Linked DNA regions of Homo sapiens: region 2 is linked to region 1. The links are chromatin contacts, found by Hi-C in ENCODE. All regions are on one chromosome and are shown on one strand. Each heading gives the region's core, a stretch centred on a gene start or an enhancer-like site at or near the end of the contact. The rest is flanking DNA. Distances are from core to core; before and after follow the strand shown.

What was found. A loop is a pair of places that touch in the nucleus more often than their neighbours do. Pooled maps may share reads with other maps.
Region 2: a map of B cell shows a loop between it and region 1 (12-fold over the local background). The contact joins the promoter of MBD1 here to the promoter of IER3IP1 in region 1. A Hi-C loop is called at or near these places in 2 of 168 maps with a recorded cell type or tissue (B cell and natural killer cell) and 10 of 50 pooled maps.

What each region holds. Positions count from the first base shown.
Region 1 is chr18:47,174,691-47,179,192 of GRCh38, reverse strand. It overlaps IER3IP1 (immediate early response 3 interacting protein 1), which reads left to right and starts at 2,829. Exons shown (of 3, transcript NM_016097.5): 1 at 2,829-3,006. The coding sequence starts at 2,916. RefSeq lists enhancers at 2,661-2,790, 2,801-2,920.
Region 2 is chr18:50,278,864-50,283,333 of GRCh38, reverse strand. It overlaps MBD1 (methyl-CpG binding domain protein 1), which reads left to right and starts at 1,811. Exons shown (of 17, transcript NM_015846.4): 1 at 1,811-1,971; 2 at 3,317-3,451. The coding sequence starts at 3,342. CXXC1 (CXXC finger protein 1) reads left to right here. Exons shown (of 15, transcript NM_014593.4): 13 at 1-69; 14 at 328-480; 15 at 595-987. The coding sequence ends at 741. RefSeq lists enhancers at 572-1,152, 1,153-1,733 and silencers at 1,879-1,988, 1,999-2,078.

The DNA.
Region 1 (4,502 bases), core at 1,580-4,079:
ATAAATACAATTAAAAAAAGAAACTATGTTAGTATTCAAGTGTTTTAGTGTTGGGTAAAGGAGATACACAATATGCATATCATTTGTGTGGAGAATCTGTAGTGTTTTTTTTTTTTTTTTTTTTTTTTTTTTGAGATGGAATCTCACTCTGTAACCCAGGCTGGAGTGCAGTGGCGTGATCTCGGCTCACTGCAAGCTCCGACTCCCGGGTTCATGCCGTTCTCCAGCCTCAGCCTCCCGGGTAGCTGGGAATATAGGTGCCCGCCACCATGCCCGGCTAATTTATTTGTATTTTTAAAAAATAGAGATGGGGTTTCATTGTGTTAGCCAGGATGGTCTAGATCTCCTGACCTTGTGATCCACCCGCCTCGGCCTTCCAAAGTGCTGGGATTACAGGTGTGAGCCACCGCGCCCAGCCTGTTTTGTTTTTTAGACAGGGTCTTGTTCTGTCACCCAAGCTGGAGTGCAATGGCTCAATCTCAGCTCACTGCAACCTCCGTTCCCTGGGTGCAAGTGATCCTCCCACCTCAGCCTCCTTAGTAGCTGGGACCACAGGTGTATACCACTAAGCTGAGGCATTTTTTTTTTTTTTTTGTATTTTTGGTAGAGACAGGGTCTTGCCATGTTCCCCAGGCTGAGAATCTGTAGTTTTTAAGTGGCCAATATTGAGGTGTTGTCAAGAAGAGGGCTCAGCCTGGCGGGATGACCCATTCCTGTAATAGAGTGTATTAGTCAGTATTCTCTAGAGGGACAGAACTAATAGGAGATATATATACAAAGAGGGAGCTTATTCGGTACTATTAACTCACACGATCACAAGATCCCACAATAAGCCGTCTGCAAGCTGAGGAAGCCAGTCTGAGTCCCAAAGCTGAAGAACTTGAAGTCCAACGTTCAAGGGTAGGAAGCATCCAGCATGGGAGAAAGATGTAGGCTGGGAGGCTAAGCCAGTCTACCCTTGTTGAGAGCAAGCCCCCAACAGTCTGGCCATAAACTAGCCCCAAAACTGGCCATAAATAAAATCTCTGCAGCACTATAACATGTCCATAATGGCCCTAACGCCCAAGCTGGAAGGTTGTGGGTTTACGGGAATGAGGGCAAGGAATACCTGGCCCACCCAGGTTGGAAAACTGCTTAAAGGCATTCTTAAGCCACAAACAAAAGCCTGAGAGATCTGTGTCTTAAGGATGTGTTCCTGCTGCAATTAATTCGGCCCATCCCTTCATTTCCCATAAGGGATACTTTTAGTTAATTTAACATCTATAGAAACAATGCTAATGACTGGTTTGCTGTTAATAAATACGTGGGTAAATCTTTGTTCGGGGATCTCAGCTCTGAAGGCTATAAGACCCCTGATTTCCCACTTCACACCTCTGTGTGTGTCTTTAATTCCTCTAGCACCGCTGGGTTAGGGTCTCCCCAACCGAGCTGGTCTTGGCATACCCTTTTCATTGGTTTTTTGCCTGCTTTATATCCTGGCCACTCCAGCAGCTGATTAGATGGTGCCCACTTGGATTAAGAGTGGACCTGTCTTTCCCAGCCCACTGACTCAAATGTTAATCTCCTTTGGCAACACCCTCACAGACACACCCAGGATCAATACTTTGCATCCTTCAATCCAATCAAGTTGACACTCAGTCTTAACCATCACATACAGCTAAGCAGGAGGCTAAGGCAGGAGGACTGCTCGAGCCAGGAGCTGAAGGCTGCATTGAGCTATGATGGTGCCACTGCACTCCAGCCTGGGCAACAGAGCAAGACCCTGTTCCTGGGGGGGGAAAAAAAAAAAGAAGAGGCTCAGAGGATCTTGGTTGGAGTTTGGTCAAGGAGGGGATGTTTCTCACTGAGTAATTTTAAAACAGTTATTTTGTTTTAGCATTCTGAAATCTGAAATGGGAATATTAGTATCTCCTGTATCTCCTGGGAGCATCAAGTGCAGTACTGAGCAATAGAAATATAATGCAAGCGTCACATGTCATTTACAGTATCTTCATAACCACATTAAATAAAATAATTAAAAATAAACAAGAAACCTTCCTCCCTTCCTTCCTTCTTTCCTCTTGCTCTGTCACCCAGGCTGGATCTCGGCTCACTGCAGTCTCTGCCTCCCGGGTTCAAGTGATTCTCTTCTCTCAGCCTCCTGAGTAGCTGGGATTACAGGAGCCCACCATCACACCCAGCTAATTTTTGTATTTTCAGTAGAGACAGGGTTTTGCCATGTTGGCCAGACTGGTCTCGAACTCTTGACCTTAGGTGATTTGCCCGCCTCGGTTTCCCAAAGTGCTAGAATTACAGGCGTGAGCCACTGCGCCCGGCCTCAAAATATTTTCATTTCAACATGTTATCAACATTTAAAAATTATTGGGAGGCCGAGGAGGGGGGAATCACGAGGTCAGGAGATTGAGACCATCCTGGCTAACACGGTGAAACCCCGTCTCTACTAAAAATACAAAAAATTAGCCGGGCGTGGTGGCGGGCACCTGTAGTCCCAGCTACTTGGGAGGCTGAGGCAGGAGAATGGCGTGAACCCGGGAGTCGGAGCTTGCAGTGAGCCGAGATCGTGCCACTGCACTCCAGTTTGGGCGACAGGGCCAGACTCCATCTCAAAAAAAAAAAAATTATTGGGATATTCTTCATCCTTGTTCCAGTTCCAAGTGTGTGAAATCCGGTGTGTATTTTGCACCTGCAGCACTGGCCACATCAGAGCATTGATTGCACATCACCGGTCTAGACAAGCGGCAGGACTTGCAGTCTTCAGCGAGGGGCGGTTCTTAGCCAGATGGAGGCGGGGCTTCCCGGAGAGTTCGTTTTGGGCCCCATCGGCTTCCGTAGGAAGGCGCCGGCCGTGGAGGCGCCACGTCCCTTGCGGCGGCGGGAGAGAAATCGCTTGGACTTCGGGGCGGCCTCGGACGGCCATGGCCTTTACCCTGTACTCACTGCTGCAGGCAGCCCTGCTCTGCGTCAACGCCATCGCAGTGCTGCACGAGGAGCGATTCCTCAAGAACAGTGAGTGGGACCGCGGGGCGCGGGCTGGGGCGGCGGCGGAGTCCCCGGGGGCGCGTAACCTAATGGGGCCGCGTGAGGGGACACCAAGGGCCGGGACAGAAGAACAGCGGAAGGCTCGGCTTGGAGTGGAAGCCGAGCCTTTCCTCTCATCAGGTTTGGGCTCAACAGCCGGGAGAATATTCAACAGACACCCGCTGTGCAGGGCCCAGGGGGTTGGGGTGGAGGGATATAGAAGTCAGTCAGGGACGCCTCTGCTTGCGATTACTTCAGGTCAGTAATTTAATTCAGTTTTCTGTGACTACTTTTTTTTTTGAGGGGGAGTCTCGCTCTTTTGCCCAGGCTGAAGTGCAGTGTCGCGGTCCTGTGACTACTTTTAATAGTCGAAAACCCGGGGTCTGAGTTTCGGGCTAAGAGTTGGGGGTGTGGGGCCGGGCGCGGTGGCTCCCGCCTGTAATCCCAGCACTTTGGCAGGCCGAGGCCGGCGGATCATGATGTCAGGAGTTTGGGACCAGCCTGGCCAACATGGTAAAACCCCGTCTCTACTAAAAATACAAAGATTAGCCGGACGTGGTGGTGGAAATACAAAAATTAGCCGGGCGGGAGGCTGAGGCAGGAGAATCACTTAAACCTGGGAGGCAGAGGTTGCAGTGAGCCGAGATTGCGCCATTGCACTCCAGCCTGGGCAATAGAGTGAGACTCCGTCTAACAAAACAAAACAAACAAAACAAAACGAGTTGGGTGTGGAGGGGAAGGAGGCGTGACCCATTTTGGAGCATCAGTAGTTCACTAACTGATGGAAGGCAATAAGTGTTCCTGGGCTTTAGGAATTACAGGAAGGGAACGTGTTGGAGTTATCAGGACATTCAGACACTCATGTTCCAAGAAAAGTTTATTCAGATAGCTTATTGGGTGCATAGAGTGTGCCAAAAACTCTGCTAGAATTTAGAAATTCAAAAATGAAAACACAAGTTATACCTTCCAGGACCTCACGTTGTGTACCAAGTATGCCCGTTTGAATCACTGAAACGTAAACCCAGGAGCAAGATTGATTCATTTCATTTACTTCAGAAGATATTTATTGAGTGCAAAGTATGTGCCAGGCCCATTTATAGTAACTGAAGTTACAGCAGCTACTCTGCCCTTCTGATGGAAGTTAATCTAAATAAAAACTAAACAAATGACAATAACAAGTATAGAGAGTATTATGTAAGAGAAGTACGGGCAGATACTAACTTGTGTATCTGCGAAAGCTTCTTGGAGGAAGCGTGTCTAACCTGAAATCTGATACATGAGTAAACATTAACTCGGTGAAGGTGAAGGGTTGGGAGGAGCTGGAAGGGTGAGGAGAGCTTTAAGCAGTGTAGACCTGGTGTGAAAACTGAGGCAGGTGAGAAGAGGGTCTTAAGACAGCGACATGACCAGATTTGTGTTATTTGCAAGATCCTTGAGGCTACAATACGGAGGAAAGATTGGAAGGGAAAGCAGTGGATGTGGGA
Region 2 (4,470 bases), core at 562-3,061, 3.1 Mb before region 1:
AATCCTCAGAGCAAAACATACTGTAAGCGGCTCCAGGTGCTGTGCCCCGAGCACTCACGGGACCCCAAAGTAAGGTTTTCCCTCAGCTCCTCCCATTTTGCCCCTCCTCCCTGCCTCGCTGTCCCACATTCATCCCTTCCTTCCTCACCTCACTTTTCCTTCACTTTTTCCTCTCAGCTTCCCTGCTGCTTCACCCTCCATTCCTCCTTTTCCATGCCTCCTCACCGTTCCCTGAACCCTCCATTCTTTTCCTTCTCCCTCCTTGAGCCCCCATTCCTATTCTCCCTTATCACCGCTATTCATCCCCCCAACCTGGCCTCCTTGCAGGTGCCAGCTGACGAGGTATGCGGGTGCCCCCTTGTACGTGATGTCTTTGAGCTCACGGGTGACTTCTGCCGCCTGCCCAAGCGCCAGTGCAATCGCCATTACTGCTGGGAGAAGCTGCGGCGTGCGGAAGTGGACTTGGAGCGCGTGCGTGTGGTAGGTTTCTGTGCGGTTTTGGTGCTGCATGTGGTAGGTTTCCATGTCGGACGTGGCCGGGGCAGGCGGGGCTGCAGGTGTTCCTGCTTAGGACTCCTGCCGCTCCCTTGGCAGTGGTACAAGCTGGACGAGCTGTTTGAGCAGGAGCGCAATGTGCGCACAGCCATGACAAACCGCGCGGGATTGCTGGCCCTGATGCTGCACCAGACGATCCAGCACGATCCCCTCACTACCGACCTGCGCTCCAGTGCCGACCGCTGAGCCTCCTGGCCCGGACCCCTTACACCCTGCATTCCAGATGGGGGAGCCGCCCGGTGCCCGTGTGTCCGTTCCTCCACTCATCTGTTTCTCCGGTTCTCCCTGTGCCCATCCACCGGTTGACCGCCCATCTGCCTTTATCAGAGGGACTGTCCCCGTCGACATGTTCAGTGCCTGGTGGGGCTGCGGAGTCCACTCATCCTTGCCTCCTCTCCCTGGGTTTTGTTAATAAAATTTTGAAGAAACCAAGGAAGCTGTCTCCACATTGCTGCGGTTGCAACTGTTCCAGACTTCTGGATAAGATGGGGGGCGCCTGCACCCCGCGAGAGCCCAGGGACCCACATTCCCAGCCTCCCACGGGCAGAGGGTCTACGCAGCGCGCCTTCAGTGTGGTGACACCGCCCATGCATGCTCCTGTCTCCCACCCAGAGCTGTCGTCCGCTGTGGACGCCAGGCCCCGCCTTTTCCCCACAAGCCCCACGTTGGGGATCCGCCTCCTGCAGGGGCGCGCCCTCCCGCGTGCCTCAGTTTACCTGCGGTGTGGCACCGCCCCTTTCCCCGCCCCGCGCGCTCCCACAGCTGTTCGGCGGGGAGGAGGGAGCGGGACACGACCCCCCCTGGGGTTGATGTTCGGAGGGACCCACGAACACAGGATAGACCCCAGCGAGAGGTGGGAGAGGAGAGCGCCGGCAGGGCCAGGGAGTGCGCAGGCGCGAAGCAGCTTCCTTGCCGCGTTCGGTATCGGCTGTGGAGACCGCGGGAGGGAAGGGAGGGCGCAGGCGCAAGCCCTCCCCGACCGCTTCCCTTCAGGTTGAGGCTGGAAAGCGCATGCGCCAGCTAGATGGGCAGCGAGGAGAGCCGCAACTGCCAGTCCCTCGAAGGGGTTAGCTGTCGTTGAACGTCAGCACGCAGATGCAACTGGCTCTCGGCAGGGGGGCGCGCGCACCGCTGCGGAGCGCCGGCCCGTAGGCGCGGGAGCCTCCCTATTAAGGGCACGCGACATCGAGGCAATAGTGCGCAGGTGCTTAGCCAGAGGCGGAGCCCGAGAGGCAGGCAGCGGACTTCCGGTTCCGGGAGCAACGAACAGCCGCGGAGGCGACAGCTACCGCTTCAGAGGAGGCGGCCGCGGAGGAGGAGGAAGGGGAGGAGGGCGAGGCGGGAGGTGCAGGAGGGACCCTCGCCATGGGTCCACGGGCCTAGAGTGGCGGAAGATACCGGCCTGGTGCCAAACTGGTGAGACAGCCTTGGGGCTGGACGTGGAGAGCGCTCAGGCGGAGGATGGGAAGGAATTGTGGCTCAGAACGCTGACGGGGAGGAATGAAGGGCCCTCAGGCCGATAAGGGGGAGGAATGGCGGCGTCGGAATACTGACGAGGAGAAATGGGGGGATTTAGGCTGAGGACGGGAAGGAATGCAGCTCTGAACTCTGACAGGTAGGAGTGTCGGGATCCTGGGACGAGGACGGAGAGGAATGGTGGAGATCAGAACGCTAAAGGGAGACATCGGGGCATCTGAAGTTGAGAGAGAAATGGGGGTTCAGAACTCTGAGAGGGAGAAATGAGGGGCCCTCAGGCTGATGACAGGAGAAATAGAGGCTTTGGAATGCTGAAAGGGAGGAATAGGAGGCCCCATATAGAGGACGAGGAGCAGTAGGGGATCAGAATGGTGACAGTTAGGGATGGCATGATCCCGGGACAAGAACAGAGAGAATGGAGGAGGGTTCGGAATGCTGAGGGGAGAAATTAGGGTCTCTCTGGATGATAAGGGAGGAATGGAGGATGAGAACAGTAAGGAGGAGAAGTGGGGAACTTTTTGGCTGTAGAGGAAGGTTTGGGAGCTCAGACTAGGGAGAAATTGTGGGTGAGAACATTGAAGGAGAAGAAAAATAAGGGGGGAGGTCTTGGGCTGAGGAAGGGGAGGCATGGGAGGCTTCCAGTGTGAGGAATGGAAAAGATGAGGGGCTGTTCAGGCTATGGGTTGGAGCAGTTGTGTCTCGCAGAGGAAGTCGAGGTTGTAACACTGAGGTAGCAGGATAAGAGGACATCAGGCAGAGAAGGAATGGAGTGGTTAAAACACTGAAGGAGGGAAATTAGGAACTCCTGGGTCAAGGAAGGGGGGAATGAGAGACTACTGAAGTCAAGTAGTGAGGGCAAGAGAAATGGGGCCCTTTGGGGCTGAGGATGGGGACTATGGGGGTCTTGGGGTGATAAAATAGAGGGATAGAGGCCCTTAGGTCAGTGACAGGGAGGAATGAGGGGGAAGGATGAAAAGTTTCTGGATTGGCAGTGAGGAGAAATGATGGGTTGTCAGTCTGAGGATAGAGAGGAGTAGGGGATTAGGACACTGAGAATAAGAAACAGGGATCCTTGGGTTGAGGAATGATGATATCCTAGGCCCAGAATAGGAAAGAATGGGGTGAGAATATGAGGGGTTTCTTTTCCATATATGGGCTGGTTGCCTGTGGCAGGTCCTAGGGCTTGGGCAAGCACTAATGGATACCAGTGATTTGTGTGGCCTGGGGCACAGTGTTGTCCCTTCCTAGAGCCTCAGTTTCCCTCATCCCTTCCACCCCCTTTCAGGCTACTGCTGCTTCCTGTGGCCTCCATGGCTGAGGACTGGCTGGACTGCCCGGCCCTGGGCCCTGGCTGGAAGCGCCGCGAAGTCTTTCGCAAGTCAGGGGCCACCTGTGGACGCTCAGACACCTATTACCAGAGGTACTGGGTGGGTAGTGGGCAGAGTCAGGAGTGGGGTAGAGCCTGATTCTGGTAAAATCAAATGGTGTGGTTAAATTTATGGATGAAGTTTAAATTATGCACATACAGTTAATCCTTATTAGCGGATTTTATGTTTGAATTTCACCTACTTAATAAAATTTATTTGTAACTTAAAAGTCACTACTCACAGTGCATTTGTGATTATTCAAGAATACGTACAGAGCAGTGAAAAACTGTCACTCAATGCATGTATTTCTAGCTGAGGCTGAAGGAGCCCTTTTCAGCTTTAATACTGTAAACAGGTGTCCTTTTCGTGGTCTGTTTAGTGTCACATTTTTCTAATTTTTGTACTTTTTGGTGATTTTGCTTTTTAAAATGGTCCCCAAGCATAGTGCTGAGGTGCTGTTTAGTGTTCTGTGAGAAGACTATGTCGTGCTTTATGGAGAAAATACAAGGCAGATAAACTTTGCTGGTTATCTGAGTTACAATGCTGTTGGCTGTAAGTTCAATGTTATGCATCAGAATTATGGTACAACCAGAAAAAGAAGGAAATTTGCCAATATGTGCACAAAGCTGCTTCAGAAAGTACAGAAAGCATTTATAGTCTTGAAGCTATGTAAGAGATGAGAAAGCAGCTACATTGGTGGGTTCATGAAATGACGATCAATAAAGCATAGTTGACAGCATTGTTGAGGAAAGCCAAAGTCATGTTACCCTGGGTTAGGAAAATATTAAGGTTATATCAGCTAGTGCTGGCTGACTTGCACATTTCAAAAGGCGACATGGCATGAAACATGTTAAACCTGCATGCAATGCAGGTTCTGCTGATCAGGAGTCTTCCGAAGAATTTTAAAAATACCTGTTAAGTGTTGTACAGGAAAGGGGTTGTGTGGAAGAGTGGTTTTCAATGTCAATGAGATTGGCTTGTTAAACAAGAATATTGGCAAAAAACCTTACATAACACATACGGCCTCCAAGTCCCCTGGTTTGAGTCATTCAAAGACCATGCAAATAATCAT